Regions from separate parts of the Homo sapiens genome. Here region 2 is linked to region 1. Evidence: chromatin contacts called from ENCODE Hi-C or POLR2A ChIA-PET data. All regions are on one chromosome and are shown on one strand. Each heading gives the region's core, a stretch centred on a gene start or an enhancer-like site at or near the end of the contact. The rest is flanking DNA. Distances are from core to core; before and after follow the strand shown. Region 1 overlaps MTHFD1L (methylenetetrahydrofolate dehydrogenase (NADP+ dependent) 1 like). Region 2 overlaps MTHFD1L (methylenetetrahydrofolate dehydrogenase (NADP+ dependent) 1 like).

What was found. Hi-C counts contacts between places; a loop is a spot of excess contacts on that map. ChIA-PET counts read pairs that join two places held with the same protein, here RNA polymerase II (POLR2A). Pooled maps may share reads with other maps.
Region 2: a loop to region 1 is called in a map of endothelial cell of hepatic sinusoid, with 5 times the contacts of the local background. The contact joins two enhancer-like sites. A Hi-C loop is called at or near these places in 2 of 168 maps with a recorded cell type or tissue (endothelial cell of hepatic sinusoid and posterior vena cava), 1 of 37 single-sample maps with no recorded cell type and 1 of 50 pooled maps. POLR2A ChIA-PET finds 5 or more read pairs at or near these places in 3 of 52 experiments (AG04450, HCT116 and activated T-cell).

What each region holds. Positions count from the first base shown.
Region 1 is chr6:150,893,909-150,896,886 of GRCh38, reverse strand. The region is part of intron 7 of MTHFD1L (methylenetetrahydrofolate dehydrogenase (NADP+ dependent) 1 like); the gene reads right to left. Among named protein-coding and RNA genes, the nearest start is that of MTHFD1L, 30 kb to the right of the region's middle. Within about 2 kb of position 1,609, at least 4 of the 41 ENCODE cell types and tissues checked have a DNase peak (open chromatin) inside an H3K27ac peak, as active enhancers do.
Region 2 is chr6:150,957,981-150,961,108 of GRCh38, reverse strand. MTHFD1L (methylenetetrahydrofolate dehydrogenase (NADP+ dependent) 1 like) reads right to left here. Exons shown (of 28, transcript NM_015440.5): 18 at 694-834. Among named protein-coding and RNA genes, the nearest start is that of MTHFD1L, 94 kb to the right of the region's middle. Within about 2 kb of position 1,532, at least 2 of the 41 ENCODE cell types and tissues checked have a DNase peak (open chromatin) inside an H3K27ac peak, as active enhancers do.

The DNA of each region.
Region 1 (2,978 bases), core at 360-2,859:
TCCACCTGCCTCGGCCTCCCAAAGTGCTGGGGTTACAGGTGTGAGCCACCGCGCCCGCCACACAGCCCCTTCTTGGTCTCATGCCCATTAGTTTGAATATATCGTCTCACAAATCCTTCCCTCAACACTGCTAAGTATAATGAATGGCATAAAGTCTAATAAAGTTTTTTTGGCTCTCTAAAAAGTTCTATTCACTTTCTTCCTTGGTATTAACAAACAGAGCAATGATCAGACAGAAGCAAGAGGGGAAAGTGGTGAGCTGACCCCCTAAATCTGTCAAACAAAGCTCAGGGGCCAACACTATTCAGTGCACTTAATTCCACACTACTGATGACCTGGGCTACTGATGACCTCAGCCACTCGCTAAGTACAAGGCTGTGATGCCCAGGAGGGTCCAGTGCTTTTTTCTCCATCTCACCCACAGCAGGCAGGGGAGGGGATGAACTCACATAACTGAGGCTGTCTTGTGTGTCCATCCCTGCCCTCTCCGAAGGTGCTCACCATCCCCTCTGAAAGGGGAGCCTGGAGAGCTGATGATGAGCCCCAGGCCTCAGGGAGGGGACAGCATTCACTCTACTTCAGCTCATTAACAAGTATGGCTCTGGGATTACAAACATCAAAACAAAATAAGAGTGAATTCAACACAAGTCGAATGTCTAGGGTCTTGGTCTCTCTTATCTGAGGTGGCAGGTGCTTTTCGGTTTTCAAGATTAGAGATTAGACTTTATGTGATGATCTGGAATAAGAGCTGACATGGGACAGTGTTAAAAACACAGGCTGTTTTGCCACCTCTACCATTTTTTAATCACATGATCTTTGCAAAGTCTCCTCTCTAAGCCTCAGTCAGTTTCCTCATCTGTAATGTGGGGAGGATGACAGTCCTGCCTAACAGAATAAGTGTGAAGACCACTGAGATAACAGGAGTACAAGACAGTGCCTGGTTCAGAGTAGCCATTCTGTCAATTAACATTGTCTGTCATTACTGTCACCATAGCACATTACTGCTTTAAGTGCATTCCATCCTGTTAAAAGGAGAATTGTCATGTAACTCACTAATGTAGTGCAGTTTAAAAGCTAGAGTTCCTTCCTTCTCCCGTTTGGGACAGACATTATTCTTTTTTTAAGAAGTCATCCTTTCACATGTATAATACAAGTACATTTAGAATTTTCCAATTCACTTTTAAAAGTCTTTCATGAGCCATGCCATGCACTAAATTTAAACTGAAAAGGACTTTGTAATAGTTCAGCTTTGTTCAAAAAAAAAAAAAAAAAACCACAAAAAACCCTAGACACTTTGATCCTTCAAAGGTGAAAGACCTATATTTTTTCCTTCTGTGAATACCAGTTTTGAGGGTCTCTGTGCTCAGGAGGAGAGGGAGAAATGAGATCCTCTGAGAAAAACAAAATAAAACGGTTCTCTGATTTCTAGGTTATTTCTTCGGCATGCAGCTGAGGTTTACCTCATCTCCCAGCTGGAGACCATTTCAGCATTGTCCAGCTGTGCCCTAACCACAGGTTCAGAGGAGACTCCCGAGGGAGCAGGGCCCTGCCGTACCTGCCCACCTCTCCCTTCCGTGCAGAGGGCACCACTCCACCTTGTAAACACCAAATGCAAAACCACACCCACTTCAGACTGGTTTTGGCATCAGAGTGAAATCATCGGGGTCAGGAAGAGGTTACCTCCAAATCTAGGCTCATTCCTGAGAGTGAAACCAACAGTGTCATTCCCCTGCAGGGCCCAGGACGCTGGGTGTGGGGGCCTGCGTTTGGGTGGAGGAAAGGCGGGGGGTTCCCTAGCCCTGCCCAAAAACACTAGCTCCAGTGCCTTGGCTTCCTGACATGTGACACTCCACAGCATATGGCTAATTTGGACAAATGCCCAGGCGTTCTTCCCCTCCCCACCTCTAGGGTCTCCGTGGAAATGCTCAACGCATCTCCAAGCCTGGAAAAGATGCTCAGAAACAGAACAGGAAATTTATTCTCAATTTTCAACCGTACACCTCAACGGGCGTAAGTTACAAAGCTACCAAACACAGAAGTCTATTCTGGTTTCTGTGGAACCCTAAGAAGGTCAATTCTTCATGCTCAGGCTCCGTGGAGATTTTATACCTAATCAGCGTCCACAGAATATCCTTCCGTTTAGACAGACGGACAGAGAAAGGATCGATTTCTATTTGTAACTAACTGGATATAACCATTCTTTAAACCTACAGAGCCTGAAAGTAGTAACTGGCCCATCAGGGATCTCCAGCCGACATGTTTGGAAGTAGAGTGACTTCCAAGTAACAAGAGGCATGGGAAGGAAGAGGTCCACAGCTTTGGAGGAAGGGAGTCTGTGACATCACTTAAAGTTGATAATAATCTACTGAGGACTGGAAGATGAGCCTGACTGGCCAAAGCTGGGCACCTGCTCTGGTTAGTCCCTCCTTTCTCTGGAACGTTGTCTCATGGTAGTCTTGCTTCTGGTTTCACTCCCTTGGCCAATATTCGGCTGGGAGACCTCACAGACAGAGAGCTGGAGACACTCTCTCCTTCCCCCACCCACACAATGGAAGCATTAATACCAGGCTTCCAGTGAAGGACCCTAAGTCACGCTATTTTACTAGTATATCTACTTACGATCTGAGTGATTTGCCTAATTGACCCATATATTTCTCTTCCTCCAGCCTGCACTCCAGGTTGCAGTGCGGTGGTGCAATCTCAGCTCACTGCAACCTCGACCTCCCCAGATTCAGGTGATCATCCCACCTCAGCCTCCAAAGTACCTGGGACTACAGCCACCACGCCTGGCTAATTTTTGTACTTTTTTAGAGATGGAGTTTCGCCATGTTGCCAGGCTGGTCTCAAACTCCTGGGCTCAAGCAATCTGCCCTCCTCAGCCTCCCAAAGTGCTGGGATTACAGGCGTGAACCACTGCACCCGGCCCACATTAGCATTTAATTCCATTCCCACAACTGCCCCATAAAGTAGGGAGTATT
Region 2 (3,128 bases), core at 283-2,782, 64 kb before region 1:
AAAAAAAAAAAAAAAAAAAGTTAACAGGAAAGGTTGTTATTATACCAGAAAGACGAAGAAGAAAAGAAGACTAGCATGCCAATTAGAAAAAGCACTAAAAAAGGAAATGGTGTTCCATGGAAGCTTTACAGAAAGCACCACAACTACTCAAAGGGGAACTAGAAAAGCAAGACTGATTGAGGCAGAGATTTGCTTTTATAATACAAAACCCAAATCTAAGGCCCCAAATTAAATAATAAGCCAGGCTGGTGCCAGAAATGTGCCAATTTTAACTTTATCTTCCTGTTCATGGAAGCAGAGCCACTTCCTTCTGTTCCTTGGAAAGGTGATTTGCCCTCAATTTCAGGCAGGCATAGAAGGTACATTTTTTAAAAGTCACCAAGTGACTGCAGGGGGGTGACTCCTCCCCAGCCCAGGCAGAAGCAGAGATCAGGATTGGCAAGGATGGTGGAAAGCTCCTGAAATAAATTTCACATGTTTTTGTTGCAGCCAGGCATAAGCACGTCATATATGACTATGAGAACATTAGGAAGCAGTTAGGCAAACATGCTTGTCGGGGAAGAAATGTGTGTGTGGAAACTTTTTCTGTATCCTCATTACACTCACTGATAAAAGGAAGAAAACCTTTCTTTTTCTGGTAACGAAGAACGAGGACCGTCCACTCCCTGAAGCTTCCGAGTTGGAAACACTCACCAAATCATCTGCTGTCACAGGCTGCCCGCTTTTGTCACTGGCCACCACCATCCTTCCCAGCCGTGCCTTCATGTCTGCGAGGCTGTCCGTCAGGGCCAGCACCGCCATGATCTCGCTGGCCACTGCGATGTCAAACTGCGCCTGAACCAGCCCAAACACAGGTAGTGGTCAGCGACAGTGCCAGTGGGATGGCCATTCCCACAAGGAGCTGGACTTCAGCCATGAAGCAACCACAGGCCCAGAGAGTCTACCCTCAAAAGGCCATGCATGCAATCCCATCAGTTTTCTGCGTGTCTGGACCATGCAGGGTTTGTGCCTGGTGCTCCCTAGGGTGGCCTCCCAGGCGGAATGTGCTCTTTGCCATGCTCTGCTCAGCAAAGGGTGGGCTGAGTTAGGACCCCTGTTACACCCGCTCACAGCACTACCACATGGTTTGCTGTTGTAGCATGTCTCAGACTTAATTGATTACTAATGTCATTATCAGTCTAGTGTGGTCATTATCAGTCTACCACTGGACCGTAAGTGCCATGACGGCAGGGACTATATTAGGCAGGTTCACTTCTGAATCCCCAGCACGGAGCATGAGACCCAGTAGGCATACAATATGCATCAGATGAATTAATGACTAGCCTACGGGCCACCTCCCTTGTTAGTAATAGGTCTGTCAAGAAGGCTGCATTGTCTGTCTGGCACAGAGATAAGGGGCAGTGAAAGATGCTGGCTTCCTGCATGTGAGGCTACTTTCCCAGAGCTGGATCTCAACACAGCAGGGAGGGCAACCCAGTCAACTGGTGGCACAGACTCAATTTTCAGCTGCCCAGGAGGATATGGCCACATCAGATCTTGAAGCTTTCAGTAGTGAAAGCTAGAGAGCACAGACTTTTTGCAAAAAGTTCTAGGACTTCCTATTCCCATCTCTTGGCTGTGGCTCCACGTTGTACGAAGTCCAACATGGAATAAAAGGGACACAGGAATGTGTACTTCCTCCTCCTCATAATTCAGCCACTAGGAATGTTTCTCTGGACAGAACCACTTCATTACGCCCCAGCTTAATTCTCTTCTTCCCAAGGGGAGTGTGAGCCAGACAAGTTCAAGCTTACGCAGAGAGAGAATGGCTGTGCCCTGGTGGGATCACCTTATGAGACATTTTATTATCCATTTCCATCACTGACAAGTAAGGAAAGGAAGGAAATAAGGAGCTTTCTGGCTACTTCCTGGTTGAGATTGCATTAGTCACTGATTTAGTGAAAAAATATTACCTGAAAGTCAAATACAACTATATTCAATTATTACATTCTCAATATAACTCATTCCAAACATAAGTGGTCTTTCATTGTATGAAATTTAGGGTTCTCTATACTACCATTCTATTATAAACAGTGCATATGAGAAAATGACTAAAAAATATGGAGATTTTCTGTACAAAACATGAGACTAGAAACATTCTTGAAATATTAGCTGTGTAAATAAGAATAATATATAATCGATATTCAAGCTCTTCATTTGTAATTGTTACAATTACAAAATTTCACATCTTGAGCATAAAAAAAATGAAACACACTGGGTCAATTAAAGTATCACTGTCATTCACTTTAATGACTAAATGACGTGCATAGCGGAAGGCTGCTCATTTCTGTTTTGCAAATAAAATATTTCAAAATCATATAAAGATGCCAATGAAAACGTTATTGTTCATCAGCTTATCACACATTTATTGATTTAGTATTTACCTTTTCATTTTTTTAGGTATATAGTAGGTGTATATATTTGTGGATTGCATGAACTATTCTGATACAGGTATGCAATGTGTAATAATCACGATAGGGCAAATGAGGGATTTAGCACACATTTAAACAAAGGCCAATATGGGATATTGGCAAGGATGTGAATTGGTATGAATTTCCTGGAAGTTAATGTCAAAACATATGTCAACATTGGAAATTTGTATCCTCTTGGACTCTGCAATCACACATCTGGAATAATATCCTAAGGATAGTATCAAGTATACACACAAATATATGTGTATACTTACTACAGCTTACTTGTGATAGCCTGAAACTGCAAACACTCTACATGTTCATTAACAGGGAAATGGCTGAATCTACTATGGTACCTCTATGAGATATGATGTGGTCATTAAAAATGAAGATACAGGTCTACCTTTATCGACATAAAAAGATGTCTTCACTACAGTCTTATGATAAATAAAAAGCAGTTAAAGCTCTTAAATACACTATAACCCCTTTTTACTTAAAAATATCTATGCACGAAGCAACACAAGATATAACCTTGGGCAAGTTTTTTTAACATAACATCCCAATTTCCTCATTTGCAAATCAGCTTTACAAATGAACTGTGCTAATATATGTAATGGAACTATCAATACAATGCACAGAGTAGGCACTGAAATCAAGGCCACTGTGAATCTTCCATCT